2 separate regions of the Homo sapiens genome follow, and region 1 is linked to region 2. Evidence: read pairs that join two places in POLR2A ChIA-PET (ENCODE). Cell type or tissue: IMR-90. All regions are shown on one strand. Links, peaks and the distances in the headings refer to the core of each region. The heading gives the core; the rest is flanking DNA. Region 1 has its middle 94 kb from the start of MIR4473. Region 2 overlaps FOCAD (focadhesin).

Region 1 (13,310 bases), core at 3,720-7,719, 670 kb before region 2:
GAAAGATGTTTTCAAGATTTCAAGCCTTGGAATAAAGGCTGTAATGAAGTCGGACCACATTATTCTGTTGGTCTGGGGTAATGTAAACACAAGGCAGGGCTCTGTGTATCTGACTCTTCCTGCTGTAAACTCTTGGAGGGGCCAAATGGAACAGAGGATGCTTTCCACATTGGATGGATCCCTTCAGGTAATTCTGTGCTGAGAGTGCAAATATCTCTCAGCTGTTTGGATGCCAAGGAAAAATTCAAGACTCTCACCTGCCCCCTTTCATTTCAGAAAACTTTACTGTGCACCGGGCCTTATCAGGAACTCTGGGAGATGATACAGGGAAAACAAAGATGAATGAGACAAGCTCAGGGCAGTCCAGTGGATGAAGAATCCCAAGCAGCCTAATTATTCGGTACTATTTTAAAAGAATGTTCTTTAGCTATTTGTTAGATATTTATTTAGTGATGGTGGGAAGTAAATGATTTAATAATCATTGTATGCAGCAGTAAATTTACCTACTTTACCTCCATTGGTTGAAATAAAATGTTCAAACAACTTATGTTCATTTCTAGAGCTCTTGTTTTCTTCCCTGTTTTAAATTGTGGTTTGTTTTTAAATCAGACCACTTCTTGGACAGGAAACATATTAAAGAGTTTTGAGTTTAGGCAATAAAATAATTCAATAATTGCCAATAAACAACACTCTACCAGCGTTATGTGGTTTCAGAATTGTGACTGACTACCTGATTTTACAAATAAGCCAGCCATGCCAAATCCTATGGGAAGCAAGCCCAAAGCAGCCCGCACGATCAGATTTGGAGGCTTCATCAAAGGGTTAGGTGGTGCTAGGCCACCGTCCCCTGAGTGGTCTCAGGAGAGCGTGGCCATTGGTTCACTGCAAATTGCATGAGCTTGTCACAAAAACTCTCAGCAATGTTCCTTGGACCCTAGAAAGAGGTGCTTTTCATTCCAGGGTGCTATCAACTACAGCAAAAGAAAAACTCCTTCCTGCTTTGCCCTTCATGTAAGGGATAATATCATGTAAATGAGTTCATTGGTACATATACATTATTACATACATATTATTTCATTTATTCAACAAATATTTATTATGTGCCCACTATGTACCAGGACTGTTCCAACTACTGAGCCTATTTCAAAGAACAAACTACATAATGTGCCTGTTTATGTAAAGTTTACATTTTAATGGAGTGTGGGGAAAAATAATAAACAACTAAACAAATCTATGGATTAATTTTAGATAATGATAGGTTCTAAGGAGGAAATCAAATAGGAAGATGTGATAAAGAATAAGAACGCTGGGTATTCAAGAGCTCAAGACATATGCCATTTTCTGACCATGGGAAGGGGAGCTGATTTAGATTTTTATTTGTAATTGAGCTGAGATCTGATTGTTGAGAAAGAATGGCCCAGGCAAAGACTTGGGGGGAAAAGTAGCCCAGGCAAAGGCAACAGCAAATGGAAAGGCCCACATAAGTTTGTGGCATCGAGGAACAGACAGAAGGCTGGCAGGGCTGCAGTGGAGCACCCAGGTAAATCATAAGGGAATGAAAGGGCAGAGAAGAGAGGCAGATTTTACAGGCTATGATAAGAAGATTACATTTTCTTCTAAATGTAATGGAAAACCATTAAAAGGTTTAATAAAATGAGTGACATGATCTTATTTGCCCTTTTAAGAGATTCTGCCAGTTAGTATGTAGAGAATAGATTATTATGAGAAAAAGAATGGGAATTGGACGACTACTTGAAACATATCACAGGAATCTAAGCAAAAAATGAGGGTGGCTTACATGATGATTACAATTGTGCAGTGGAGGTGGTGAGAAACAGTTGGAATCCAGATATGTTTTGGAGGTGGAGGCTACAGGACTTGCTGTGGTGTGGTGTAAGGTGTGGGAAAGAGTGGAGTCGAGAAGAACCCCAGGTCCATTAGCCAAGATGAGGAAAATGGGGGGTGGGAAGGCAGCAACAGATTTGGAAGCACAGGAAATCAAGAGTTCTGTTTTAGACATGATCCATGAGATGGTGTGGTCTGAATCTGTATATATCAAGTTGGCGGCTAGATGTACTTGCTTAGTGGACAGGTCAAAGCAAGAGATATAAATTCGGATCACTTTCTTGTAGACAGTATTTAAAAGCCATGGGCCAAGAGAGTGTAGACAGAGATTAAGTTCACTGATATATTAGTATCCCTTTTTAGATCAATGCTTCTGGAAGCTGCTTGACTGGTCCACTTCTTATCAAGCTCTGAACACAGTGCCTGCTTTAAAGGAGCTCACAACCTAAGAAAAGACAGGCAGATGGCTAGAAAACAGTGTATTGTGTATTATATATAATGAAGGTATGGGCTGGGCATTGTGGGAAAACAGAGGAGAGGATGACTAATACCTTGAGTCATGAGGAAGACAGCATACAGAAAATGGCATTAGAAAGGGTCATGAAGGATAAGGACAGTTTTCCCACATAGCAGAAAGGAATTAACATGTGCAAAGGCATGGAAGCAGGCCATATTGGTGAGGTTCTGTGAAACAAAATATATATATATCATATCCCAAAAACTAGGGCCATGCTTAATGGGAAGACATAATAAACATTCTCATTAAAGTCAGCAACAAAACAAAGGACTTCCATATTCACTACTACCTTTTAACACTAGTCTAGTGATACATGCCAACACAATTAGGAAAGACAAGGAATTCACCAATTCAGAACTTGCCAGGAGGTCTAGTTATCAGTATTTGCAGACCATATGATCACATATTTATGGGGAATAATAAAAAAGTAGGAAAAAATATTAAAATAAGTAAGAAAACTTAAAAAGTCAGCTATATACAAAATTAGTGCCAAAAAGAAATCAACAGCCTCAAATATAAAAACAACAATCATTTGGAAAGTAGAGCAGTTCCCATTTCCAACAGCAACCTAAAGGATAAAATAACTAGAAATCTAAGAAATGTGATTTCAATGAAAACACTGACAGAACTTTTTTCACTAAACAGATTTTAAATCGTATATGGTAAATATATAGCAATGAGAATATTTAGAAAAATTCTGAAAAAGAAAAGTAAGAAAGACAGACTGGATGTACCAGCTGGTATAACATAAAGCTAGAGTAATTAAAACATCATGGGCCTGATTTAAAAAATAAAATCCAGAAGCAGACTCCAAAACATATGAGAATGTAAAATATGACAGAGGTGGCATTTTGTATCAGTGGTGAAAAACACATAGTTAAGCAAATGGTGTTGAGACAACTAGGTAGCCATTTAGGAAAAAAATAAAGCAGGATTACTAAATTTATCCATCAGACCAAAGTAAATTCCTGATGGGTGTAAGTCACTAGAAAAACACGGAAAAATATTTTATAATCTTAGAAATGGAAAGACCTAAGTATGAGAAAAAAAAAAATCCCAGGAACCATAAAGAATAAAATGTATACAACTCTACAAAAATTAAAAATTGCCTTCAAGAAACACACAAAATTAAGACAGACAATGACAACACACCTGGGATACCATTTGTAATACATGTAAGAAAGGACTCATTCTCTAAATATATACAGTCACCAAAAATCAATTAGAAAAAGGCCAAAAACACAACAGGAAAATGGGCAAAGGACCTGGATGGACATGTCTTTCTCTGTGGCACACACTCCCCCGACACATACACAATCCAAAAGGATTTAAAACACTTAAAATGACATTTAAAAGAAAGCAAATAAACTACATTTCTTATATTGCAAATTATCAAATATCAAATCCTTGAATGGAGCACTATTGGGAGAGTAGAAACAGCTATTCACTTGAATTGTTGCTAGGCTTATAAATTGATTCAGTGCAGAGCAACTGAATACTCATATAAAAATGTATAGCACATGTATTTTTTTTTTTTTTTTTTTTTTTTTGAGATGGAGTCTTTCTCTGTTCACCAAGCTGGAGTACAGTGAAGCGATCTCGGCTCACTGCAAGCTCCGCCTCCCGGGTTCACGCCATTCTCCTGCTTCAGCCTCTGGAGTAGCTGGGACTACAGGCGCCTGCCACCCATTCCCAGCTAATTTTTTATATTTTTAGTAGAGACGGGGTTTCACCGTGTTAACCAGGATGATCTCAATCTCCCGACCTCGTGATCCACCCGCCTGGGCCTTCCAAAGTGCTGGGATCACAGGTGTGAGCCACCGCGCCCAGCCCTAGCACATGCACTCTTTTACCCTGATATTCTACTTTGGAGAATTTATTCTATAGATATGTTGGCACATGTGCATAAAGTTGTAGCCACAGAGATATTCCTGCAGCTTTGCTTATATTAGCAAAAGAGTGGAAGTAACCTCAGTTATCATCAATAAGGTGGTAGTTTCACAGATAATGACATTTCCTTACAATATTTCAGCAGAAGCCATTCAAAGATTTGCTCTCTGTGCTAACCACCACCAAGACACAGTGTTACAATTTTTATAATAATGTGAAAAGTCATCTATCACTTCCAGAAAAACAAAAGGATACACACATTTATGCTTGTATATGTAAGAAACCAGCAACAGTGGTTGCCTTTAGGGGAGGAAGGATGTGGTTGAAACACAGAGATGGGAAGGAGACTTACATATACCTGAACCATGTTCCTGCATCACCTGTTAAAAACCAACTACGTAGCAGAAAGTTGAAGATCATAGTCATTTTACATTGTGGCTTGAGATTAGGACGTGTGTTAATGGGGAAGATGCGGGGGCAGAGATGACAGTGAATAACAAAATCAATCTTGTGGAATTATGAGCATTAGAAAAATGTTCTGAACACTTAGCAACTGGCCTGTTGTAGGTGTCCAGTAAATGTTAGCTATTATTACCCACAGATTACATAACACGAACACACATCATTTAGTGAAGTGGGAGGTTTGATTTGCAGGTTTAACTAGGGTAGAGTGAATTCTCCCATTACTCTTTCTGTTGCACACCCAGATGGTAAGTTCTGGTGAAGGCCACCTGTGAGTCCCTGCAGGCCCTGACTGTGAGGTGAGAGCCAGGGGCTGGCCTAGAGCCACAATTCCTACCCCAGCCTCAGCCCAGAAGGCATCCAACCCAGAACACACCTTTTTTCTTGGGGAATGAACCCTACAATAACCTCTGCCCTTCATATTTTAAAATCTCCCTTTCCATAGGGGTGGGCTCCCAGCAACCATCCTGGTCCTGTGTGCTCCCTCCACCACCATAAACACAATTGATTGGATTAGGTGCGGACACCTGACTCAAGCTGATCCAATCAGATTTTCTTCTTTGGGCAATTTGGAACTTGAACTTGAACCAAGTCAGCCTCTATGCGGCTGGAAATATGAGACATAAATATGGGAGATGTGAATCAGAGCAGCAGCAGAAAACTCCAGTCCTCTAAAAGAAAAAAGAGAAGAATGAGTCACAGAAGGCTTCCAGTTTCTGGCTCTAATCCCCTCCACAGGCACAGTTACATTAGTGCCTTTATATTTTGTAAGATGTTTCTGGGTTCTTAGAATTTATGCCCTTTTTCTTTTTTTTTTTTTTTCGTTTCTTTAAGCCAAGTTGACTGGTTTCTAGGTTGTCAGTTTTTTGTTTTGTTTTGTTTTGCAATTAAAACATCAAAACCTATACAGACACTGAAAACATGGTAAATCTCAACCTCCTATTGATTGTAACAGAAGAATAAAGGTGAGGCCAAAGCAACCGCTATCAAGCTTGAGATCAGCTTCCATACCTCTCCCCAAAGCAAAGCCATGTGCAGGGGAGAGGATGTCTATTACATGTGGGTGACCAGAGTACTTAGGGCAGCACAAAGTGGTAGTGGAGAGGAGGGGAGGGAGAGCTGGATGTAAGAGGCTCCCCCAGATAATCTGCCATGGCTGTTGCATTCGTTTCTGCCTTCATCCATTCGGTGTTGCCATAACAGAATTCCTGAGACTGGGTAATTTATACAAGAAAGAGGTTTATTTAGTTCACAGTTCTGTTAGCGGGAAAGTCCGACAGCATGGCACTGACATCTGCTGAGCTCTGGCGAGGGCCATGGGCTGCTTCACTTTCAGTGGAAAAGCAGAAAGGCCAGTGGTCACACACAAAGAGGCAGGCAAGAGGGGCTGGGCTCACCTATAACAATCGCTCTCTCTGGAACTATTCCCTGCATAGTGAGAGAGGTGATAGCAGCGTTACTCCAGGACCCAAACGCCTCCCTCTAGGCCTCTCCTCCCAACGCTGCCATCAGGGGAATCAAATGTCAACATGAATTTTGGTGGGGGCAACCCACGTCGAAACCATGGCAGTTTTCTCGGACTGACATAACAAAATGCCACAAGGTAGATGGCTTAAAATATTAATAATAGAAATGTATTGTCTCACAGTTTTAGAGGCAAGAAGTCTGAAATCAGTGCCACACGGGACATGCTCTCTGAAACCCAAAGGGGAGGATCCTTCCTTGCCTCTACCTGGCTCCTGGTGGTGGCCATCAATTCTTGGCATTCCTTGGCTTGCAGCTGCATTGTGACAACTTTTGTCTGTGTCATCAAATGGGGATCTCCCTGTGTGTCTCTGTCTTCCCATGGGTGCTCTCCTGTGTCTAAATTTCCCTTTTCTTCTAAGGATTCCGTCATTGGATTAGGGCCCACCTTAATGACCTTATCTTAACTTGATTACATCTGCAAAGATCTAACTCCCAAAAAGGTCACACTCACAGGCACCAGGTGTTAGGACTTCAGTATTTTTTGGAGGACACAACTCAACTCACAGCAGTGGTCACAGGGAAGAGGAACTACTGCTACTCACTGTGACGCTTATCATTCATCCAGGAAAACAGAAATCATGCTGAGAGTTTAAAGCAGAGGGGATTTGGTGCAGAGAAGAGGTAACAGGTGATAGGGAGGCTGAGAAGCCAAAGAGGAGGCAGCATACAACCCAGAGATTAGCAAGAGCAGAAAGCTGCTGCCATGCCTCAACTGCACAGACAAATTGAATGTCAGGGTTAGGCAAGACTTGGGGCCTGGGTCACCTACTAAGTGGAAATGAGGACCATGGCAGCTCTGTCAGGAGGAAATTGGAGCCAGGCAGGAGGAGAGAAAGAGGATAGAAATACCTGGGCTTCTTTCATCCTCCCACCCTCCAATCTCCTGCCAAGGCCTCAACAGGCCAGAGATCTGGCTGACACCGGAGATTGCAGGGATGGCCTCCTGACACACAGAGAGAGCAAGGATTGGGAGAGAATAGAGCTGAGGGCAAGCAGCCCAGGCCTGGCCTAATATCCACTGTGCATGAGTCTTTAAAGTCTCACAACTTAGGATGTGAGAATTACTGTTCTAATCTTACAGAGATGCCGAGACTGTGAGAGTGTCAGTAGCTCACTCCAGAGCGCCAGCTCCGAGATCCATTCCAACTTGGGTCTGCACATGTGGTGGCTCTAGGGGCTGTGGCTCCTTCCCCTCCACGTTTGTAGGTTCCATTCTGATTCCTTCTTGCCTCTATCTGTGCTGTCCCTAAATACACAGGCCCCATACAAACAAACCACATGAGGGAAAGCCCTCCTGTAAGGGACCCAGTGGACAAGGACAGACTCAACAACCACTGGGTCACCATCGATATTTCCTCTCTTGCCCTTTGGGCTTTTGCTCAGATCTCAGGCCATACCTGCTCCCTCTCTGACTGCCCCTCTCCCTCTGTGACCTGGCCCTGTAAACATCCTAACCCTGCTTCCCTGGTGAACTTCTTTTTCATCCTCGAGACCTTATCCTAGTCAACACGTTTTCCAGGAGGCCTTCTCTGGCCCCTCAGACCAGCCCACCATGTGCCCCTTGGCTGCAGGCAATTCCTCTTTCATTATCCTCATGCGCTTTGTGATTTGGGGCCTGGTGGGACAGTCTGCTGAACCATTCATTCATGGGTGTTCTGTGGTTCCATTTCTTCATTTCTACCAGGTGCCTGGCTTTGCATTCCTTTGCTGCAGGGATTTTTCCAGAGAGAAAGTGGAAGCTGAAGGAAGACATTGTTCTTCATGTAAAACACCCAGTCCTTTGCAGGCAAAGCAAAGGGTGAGAGCCCTTCCTTCGATGACAGGAAGAGAGGAGAGAAATTCTCAAGGTGGATGACGGTAGACAGATGCTGAGCTTAGCAGAGACCAGACTGAAATGTAACCAAGTGTTAGTGGAATACTTTTCCCCTGAATACATTTACTAAAAATTCAGCCTTTTAAACAATTTTTTGTTTTGAGTTGGTGTCTTCCTCTGTCACCCAGACTGGAATACAGGGACACAATCATGGCTCACTACAGCCTCAAACTCCTGGCCTCCAGAGATCCTCCCACCTTGGCCTCCCAACATGCTGGGCTTTTTAACAATTTTAAGTCATATGTTGACATGGCTGCTGTTAAGAATATGACAGATGATAGAGGAAAGAAATTGGACAATTAAGTGCCCAGTCTCCTATTAGAAGTTGGACAAGAGTACCTACTCCCCTATCATCCAAGGGTGGCTCAGGCCCTATTCTGCAGACCACCCCCTCCCCTCCCTGGTTAGAGCCTGCCTGTGTCTCCGACAGAAGTGTGCCTAGGGAGCTGTGAATATTCCTCAGAGAGATGGCCAAGGCGTGCACCTGAGGACGCCAGGGCCTTGTCATGGACTTTCCAGCTCAGGTGGACATTCATATACCCACAGGTCACACTGACACAGCAGAACACACTGAGCTGCCTCACATCTTGGCCTGCTTGCCCATCTGGAGACTGAGGTAAAATAGAGATGTTGGCAGCAGCTATGATGGACCAGAAACCAGAGGCCCTTCCTGTGTTTTCAGAATCCTCGTGAAGGCCCTGGGCTTCTGGTGCAAAACTAGGAGTTGGAATTTCCTGCTGCCCTGGCAGGATGAGAGCTTAGAGTCAGCTTTGACTTAAAGAAAACAAACAAAAGTGTGTATTTTTGCACATGAATTGTTGACTGAGGTTCATGCCCACACGATTTGTTTAACGTGTGACTTTTCCAAGTCCCTGACAGCCAAGACTGCCTGAACTCACGGCCCAACGCCCCAACGCATAGTAAGTGCTCGGTCAATATTTCCTGAGTCGAGTGAATGGGTAGTTTTGGAAGTCAAATCTTGGAAGAGCATTTCTCTGTTTCCTCCGGGCAGACCCTGCAGGCATCAGCTCCAGGAGGCATTCGTCCTGACGGTCCCCTAAACCCTGCTGACACATGAGCAGACACTGCACAACTGCACTGGCGGTTTCTGTCCAGACAGGCACTCCCTCTGTGGTGAGAAATACCTCTGAAGTTGCCTAGCATCTTGGGGCTCCTTGCCCATCTTTAGAATTTTCAAGTGCCCCAAGCTATTGTGAATGTGTTCAATGTTTATATTCCAAGCAGCTTGAATCTATGCCTTGCAAAAATGCAAGTTGGAAAGTTAATTCATTCCTTTATGTCAAGGTAATTGCAGTTTCACCCTAATCCTCTCTTGTCAAAGACATTTCTACAATGCAGGGAGTTATCTTTTACAAGAGACACTTCAAGGTGATTTAATAACAACACTTGCTATGAGTCACATTTTCCCTGTAGTCATCTACTCTTCAGCTTGGGAGAGCAGGGCTTCAAGTACAGAAGAGAGAAGGCATTTGGCTAGTCACATAACCCACTTACACACGCTCAGCCAAATGTACACCTTCAAGAGAAAAAGAAAGCCCTAATGAGCACTTGTGGTAACTAAGGTGCTAAACGAGATCTTTCCAAGCAATGCTATTTTTGTTTGTTTGCTTTAGGGCAAGCTATATTCACTCAGTGCTTTGAAACTTAAGACACGTATGAATTTCATGACTGCGGACAAAGAGGAAATTTGATATGGAGATTAATTATTAATTCAACATTTACTGAGCCCCTACTATGAGCTGTGCTAGGGGCTTGGCTACAACAGCACACAGGCTTGCCTGCCAGCTGCCCTCACCAAGCTAGTGGTCCAGCAGGACTGCAGATGTCAAACAAATAACAAAGGCCAAAGATGTCTCTTTCTCTCTCTGTCTGTGTCTCTTTTAAATGCAAAACTATAAATTTATTTTATATACTCCTTTTTACTTCATCTGCATGATAAAAGGAATACAGATGTATTTTTTAATGTAACCAAATTCCCATCTCACTGCGCAGTAGGAAAAAGTCTACCCACTCCTCACAGTTTCTAGTTCTCCCCTCACAGTGGAGCTCATCAAAAGGCAGAGGACATTGGCTGGGACGTGACCAGGTTTCAGGCAATTTGGGAGTGAAAGGCCAGCAGGCAGCTTTATCTTGAAGACTGTTCAGCTCCACAGGGTGACAGATTCTCCCACCAACCATGTCTCTGTCAGCCTCAGCCCAAGAGAAAATTGAGCTGAATAAGAGAGGTCTCAGTGGAAATTATATTGGAAAGACTCACCATAATGGCTTCCTGAAAAAAATACATAAACAAAACACATTTTTCCATCCAAATTAAACAAGTAGGTCAAGAGGGCAACTTTGCCAAGTGCCACTTACTCCCACCTCCAGCTGGAATTTTCTGGGCATGCCAGCACTGGTGTTACTTGCCGTAGGCAGATTCTCTACCCATACTTACAAAAATCCACACCAGCTACTTCTGATGGAGTTCTTAGCGTGCCTCTTTCAACTGGATTTCTAAACAAGGAACAATGTAATTGGCAGGTAATAACAGGCTAACAGGATTGTCTTAACAGATACTGGTGCCTTTTCAGTTCAGACTTTCACCAGCCAAGAGGTTCTATACAAAAGATCCACACATCAGAGCCATGTGATGAGAGGCCAAAACACTGGAGAGCTGTAACCCTGAATGAAGGAGTCAGGTTTACATATTGATTCAAAAAAAAATTGCTACTCTTATCCCTGTGTGACATCATGCTTTGAATATGATCATTGAAGATGTTACTTGGAGTGCAGCTACCTTGAACCCTCGGTGAAATGAAATGGGATAGAAAGGAGTAAGATTGTTGGGGGCTTTAACTACCGTTCCACACTTTTGAAAGTTAGAAAAACAAAGAGCAACAGCAGCTGCCTCTGTGTTGGTAATCATATTTTCCACCAGCAACTGGCTCCCATTGGTTGGAGCCAATCCTTTGCTGTAACAGAGGATCTAAGCTGCCAAGAGAAGGTCCTCATGTTCAGATAGAGCAATAGAGCGGAGCATTTGAAATGAGGAGCTTCACACCAGTCCCCTGTAGGTCTGAGTGCCTGAGGCTCCCTGCAATGCGTGCACACAGTCATTATGCTGCTCCACAGAAAGAGATGGGAGCTGGATGAGTCCTTCCCTGATGACTTGTATGAGCTAATGATCCTACCGGAAATAGAAAAAAAAAAGAAAAGAAAAAACACTAGTCATGTGATTTCAAGACAGTGACAAAAGCTTAAGCTGAGGTTGCCACAAAAGGTTGTGGGAAGGGGTGTGGTCTATAGGCATGGGTGCAGCCAGGGCTGAGAACGACTAGTTAGCTGAAAACAGCTGCTTTTCTTCACCAAAATATATGGGTGAATAATGCACCCTGTTTTCCAGGGGGATAATGCAAACAAGTGCTCTGTCAAGGTAATTTTTGTATTCCACAGGGATGGCGGGGCCATGTGGGGAACCACAGCTGTGGAGTGGGGATGTAGTATTGCTTAGAGCCAGGTGTGTGGGTCCCAAAGCAGATGTCAGTGCTTAAAATTAGTAGGAATGGGAGAGCCATGCCTAGATCTTTGCTCTGAGATACAGTCGTAGTACCCAAAAAAGAAGTTCCGGTAGTGGGAAATGTAGATTTAGAGCTGGGCTGTTTGACGGGAAGGCAGGGAATGGCTTATGCACCAGCAGAAAGCCAGTTTCCACCTTGCATATCCAGTGAGGTTGCCACAGGGCCATGACCTTCATTCCTGGGGTGCCCTGCCCTCAGCTCATTGGGTGTCTGTGTGGCTAGAGTTTGGTTCTGTGTGAGGAGCAACTTGGAGGGGGGAATGGACTTTAGCTCAATTCAACCAACATGACTGTATATTCACTCGGCATCAGGTACTGGGATTTCAAAAAACTGGACATTGATGTAGCACACTGATAATGGAGCCAAAATCTAAACCACTCTGGAAAATCCAGGGTGACCACTGTACTTAAGTGCCACAAATAGCTATTTTGCATAATCAAAGCTTTGGGCTTGAAGGCTTTGTTCATGCTTTTGCTGCTCACTCATGACCTTTCTCAGGAATTAGTGCTGCCATATGTTGGAGATTTACCTGTATTAGATTTTCACATGCATGAGACTCGATCCTTGGCTTCAACTCAGCAAATGTCTATCTCTCTAGGGCTTCCTATCCAAATCTTTCCAGTCTTTCAAATGCCTGTCTGGGAGAAGAAGAATTTTGGACTTTCAAAACAAAAGCTAAGAAAGGCCTAGTGAGCCCCAGTGGTATGAACCCATCCTGTGCTCATTCGCATTCTACTCAGACTTTCTGCCATAGCAATCTGTTTGTTGTAACCCAACCACACTTCTAGCAAAAGGTAACATTTGGGGACCCTGCTCTAACAAATTTAGAGTAACCCAATTCCATGTTTTCTGCACTGAGCAACATGTACAACTATCACCTTGAAAATTATGCTGGATCTCAGTTACTGAGTCACATCTGTCCGAGATTAGTAGCCCCGAGGGCTGGGATGCTTAGTGCTAGTTTCATATTAGAATCATCTGAGAAGCTTGAAAAAGTGTTGGTACCTGGCACCCCACCACCAAAGATTCTAATTTAATTGTTCTTGGTTGGGACAATGTTTTCTTTTAATCTTTGCTAGGCTTCATAATATTACTGCTAATCAGTTTTAGAGAGTGAGTGCTTATAACCAAACTCCCAGCCTGGTTTACTACAGCCCCTGTATTTCCTCCTTGATGCCATTTAGCAATGACCCATGGACTTTTGATGACTGGACATCTTTAGTTCTCTGGATGGAAATCTGAAGATGAAGGAGACCTTCTGTGCCAAATAGAAGCCTGAGATTTTTAGTGAAACTAACATACGTCATCTGGTCTTCGTGAAACGATTCTGAGGTTTCTAAGAATTTCCCACAACACTGAAGATTGGTGGCTTAGAGTTTATTGACCCCCAAAGAAAAGGGTATGTTTGACTGTGAGATACAGTTGTCCTTGCCATTTTCAAGATATTACCCACTGTCTTTGTATTGAATTACCTTAAAAGTATTGACTCATAGAAGCAACCCACATGGTTAAACCCAACTTTAATCCAAAAGTCTTGGTCATCAACAAGGTTTTCTCCAACTATAGAAAAATGTGCTCCCCAAATTTGCCACATTCTCATTCTCTCCATGTAACAAAA
Region 2 (4,000 bases), core at 1-4,000:
CTCCTGACCTCAAGTGATCTGCCCACCTCAGTCTCCCAAAGTGCTGGGATTACAGGTGTGAGCCACCACGCTGGGCCTGTTTTTGTTTTTTTAAACCTTTCCTACTCCTCCTCACTGTCTTTAATTGAAAGTGGATGTTATCAAGGTCTGCATCTTTCTGTCAGGTATTAACTTCATTCCACCTGTCTGCTCCAAGTGGCTCCCAGCTGCCTGCCACTTACTGAGCCCTTGCTGTGCACCTGGTACCTGCAAGCACTCAGTGAGTACTTACAGAAATCAGACTTAATTTCTCTACAGCCTGACGGGACAGTTTTAAAAGTAGCTTTGTTGAGTTATAATCTATATAGCCTAAAATATGGCTGTTTTAAAGTGTAAAATGTGATGAATTTGAGTACCTTTACAGGTTTTTCAATCATCACCAAGAATATTTCCATCACCTGACAAGTTCCATTGTGCTTGCTTGTAGTCATTCCCCACTCCCAGCTTCAGACCCAAGCCACCACCAATCTGCTTTCTATTTGTAGTATTGCCTTTCTAAAATAACCTTTATTTATATAATTTTATATAAATTATATATAAATTTCATATAAATTTTTGAAATTCTTTAGAATGGAATTATACAATATGAATTTTTTTATGTCTGTCTTGTTTCATGTCTGAGAGATACATTTTATTATTTCCATTTTAACAGAATTATAAACTGAGGCAAATGGAGGTCAAGCAAAGTTTGCCTAGCTAATAAAAGAGAGAGCTCTATCTATCTGAGTTCAAAGCCCTGTTCTATTCACTCCTTCTTACTTTTGAATCAGACCTATTTCCAGCCTGTTGGGTTGGCCTTCGAAATTTTCCTAAATTTTACTTATCCTTTCATTTATCTTTTAGATCTGTGCTACTCTGTGCATTTGTCTTTGATTATTTATCTTTATTGTTATCTTGGTTAATAAATTAAGTTTGTGAGTTCATTTTCTTAAATATAGAATGATCTGAGATGGCATATTCTTTAAAATGAGGTCTTGAGAAAACTCATGCAACTACACTGATCTTTTTAGAAATTTGCAGAAAACATTGTTCCTCTGTCCCTCCCCTATTTTTGTGTGCTATCTTGAAAAAACAAAAATAGCACACAAAAAAGTTTTTGCCAGATTTTACTTTTTAGATCACTTATTTTGCCAGATTTTATTTTTAGATCACTTATTTTAGACTTGCTGCCCCTTTAGTAGCATGTTTATGTTCCTAAGAATTTTTGAAGCCCACTTGGTTGAAGTCTGTCATATAACAGAGCTGTTACTAACATGCCCTTTCTTGGCTCTCATGAACTCTAAGGTGCCTGGTCAGTTCTACGTGCTCAGCTGGTGGTTTTACTTTGGTCATAAATGGTCCCAGCATGTCACTTCTCCTTATTACTTCCTTATTTTTTCTCAGAAGAAGAAATTAATAGTATCAGATGCTCTGTTTAGTTGATTTTCAGCAGTTGAGCCTTTCATCTTCCAGAGCTTTTCTTGCCAGAGAATGTGACCTTTTAAAACTGAAAAGTAACTGTCATGTACTTTCAGAAGTAGCATTTTATTCCCGTCACTGAAACCTTGAAAACATCCAAGGTTTAAGCTGAGTAGTTCACAGATGGGTTGGCAGATCCCATATAAACACATGATTCACCCTGGATCAGAAGTAACTGCAGAAGCCAAAATTACATGCATTGGTGGCCCATTGGACCGTGAAGCTGTGGGAAAATGAAGGGGGAAGGAAGTAACCTGAACCTTTTATCTCTCAGTCTACCCTCAAACACAGTGATGATGTACAGGTTTTGAACATTGCAAACCCAGACTTGCCTATTTACATTCAACCCCTTCTGTTTTACTTCCAGCTGAATACCAAGAGATATCTCCTGATATCTGCACCTCTGTGGATAAAACACATCTCTGATGAACAGATCCTGGGTTTTGTTGAAAATTTAATGGTGGCAGTTTTTAAAGCAGCTTCCCCACTTGGAAGTCCTGAGCTATGCCCAAGTGCTTTACACGGTCTGAGCCAGGCCATGAAACTGCCCAGCCCTGCCCACCACCTCTGGAGTCTGCTCTCTGAAGCTACTGGGAAAATTTTTGACCTCCTGCCAAATAAGATTCGGGTGAGGAACAAAAATATTTACATTCCTGACAATTTATGTTTGGGATATTTTAAAGGCTTCTTGGCAAAGTGGGGAGGTGTATGTTTTAAGAATGTGGGTGGGAAGGCTAGCAAGAAATAACCACATTCTTTACTAGGAGTGTATTTGTTTCCAAGATCTAAATTGAGGTTGAATATTTAGAACCAAAGTTTTGAGCAAGCTTAGAAGCAGTTTAACCAGTGCTGCACCAGGAAATTTGCTATTAGGCGTTTTTACCAAATGCCTCTTGTAGAAGACGAGAAGGCTCAGAAGTCCTTACGCTTTACACCTGGAGAATCCGTGGGCATGAGTTCCCATATACTGTTTATATAAAACAATTTAGCATCGCCCTTCCCTCCCCCAAAAGACCTCTGAATTGTAATTTTACAAAGAGGTTAGAAATTTATTTGGGATGAAGGAATTTTGATAAGGAGAAAAATGTATAGCCAAAACAAAACAAAACAAAAAAACACAAAGTAACAGGAAAGATGTCTTCAAAATGATAAAAATTGGCCAAATGTTTTGGTTTGGTTAAAATTAAAATCTCATCAGCTGCTGTTCATGGGGATAAGAAAATCTAATAATTTGTCAGAACATTTTGACCTGTTATTTTACACTGTTTGTTGACATGTTTGGGATTTTTCTTTATCAGAGAAAGGATCTAGAGCTGTATATCAGCATAGCAAAATGCCTCTTAGAAATGACAGATGATGATGCCAATCGGATCGCCCAGGTTACTAAGGTAATAACATATCTTTCTATACCTTTTTTCATTATTGAGCCAGAAATTACGATTGAATAATTGATTTCAGTGTTTGGCTGAAGCAAGTTTTGCTTCATTTTTGTTATTGGTTAATTTCAGGAAACTATATTTCATTTACATTGTTGAGCCTCTTGTTCAGCCTACTAATGTGGTTGGTGCTTAACAAATGTTGTATGGATGGATAGATGGATGAATAACTTTTTAACCCGATTTCTCCCACTTTGTCCTTCACCTGATCCTATCCTTAGGAATGAAGAAGGTGGTTGATTGAAAAGCAAGCACTATTAGCCCTGACACAGGATAATTTATTTCCCACACCCATGCCCAAGTCAAACGATGAATGAGCAAAAAGTAGCATATCAGTAAAGTTGCCAGATTTAGCAAACAAAATGCAAGATATTTTGTTAAATTTGAGTTGCAGATCAATAATGAATCATTTCTTAGTACAAGTACATGCCAAATGACACACTTGTATTTGAATGGCAGTTTTGCATACCAACTAATACCAATGGTCTAGAGAACTGTGAGCTCCCTTATAGCTGGTGGACTTCGTGTCATTTATTTTACTTTATGGCAGGTTTGCCTATTCAATCAGATCCTTGAATTTCTGCATCATATGGCAGTGGTTCTCAGAATGTGGTCTTTGCATAAGTAGCATCAGCATCGCCTTGGAAATGATTAGAAATGTGAGTTCTTGAGCCCCCATCTAGGCCTACTGAATCAGAAACTCTGCAGACGGAGCCCAGGAGTCTATGTTTTAATTGTCTCTCCAGGTGATTCTGGTGTATCCTAAGGTTTGAAAACCACTGTTAAAGAATATTTGGGGCCAGGTGCGGTGGCTCACGCCTGTAATCCCAGCACTTTGGGAGGCCGAGGCGGGTGGATCATGTGGTCAAGAGATCGAGACTATTCTGGCCAACATGGTGAAACCCCGTCTCTACTAAAGGTACAAAAATTAGCTGGGCGTAGTGGCACACACCTGTAGTCCCAGCTACTCGGGAGGCTGAGGCAGGAGAATCGCTTGAACCCGGGAGGTGGAGGTTGCAGTGAGCCGAGATCCCACCACTGTACTCCAGCCTGGTGACAGAACGAGA

Evidence for each region. ChIA-PET counts read pairs that join two places held together with the same protein. Peaks named below come from ENCODE experiments on the same cell type or tissue, not always from the same donor. Only the 100,000 strongest peaks of a DNase experiment are listed, where the experiment ranks them.
Region 1: POLR2A ChIA-PET joins it to region 2 with 12 read pairs; 1 of 35 experiments calls an interaction of 5 or more read pairs at or near these places.

What each region holds. Positions count from the first base shown.
Region 1 is chr9:20,310,547-20,323,856 of GRCh38, forward strand. No RefSeq gene overlaps it. Among named protein-coding and RNA genes, the nearest start is that of MIR4473, 94 kb to the right of the region's middle. In IMR-90, for the core only: no CTCF peak of the experiment used is centred there; a DNase peak (open chromatin) is centred at 5,355.
Region 2 is chr9:20,979,562-20,983,561 of GRCh38, forward strand. FOCAD (focadhesin) reads left to right here. Exons shown (of 44, transcript NM_001375567.1): 38 at 1,865-2,125; 39 at 2,796-2,885. Among named protein-coding and RNA genes, the nearest start is that of HACD4, 50 kb to the right of the region's middle. In IMR-90, for the core only: no CTCF peak of the experiment used is centred there; DNase peaks (open chromatin) are centred at 1,670 and 2,150; H3K27ac peaks cover 1,216 bases.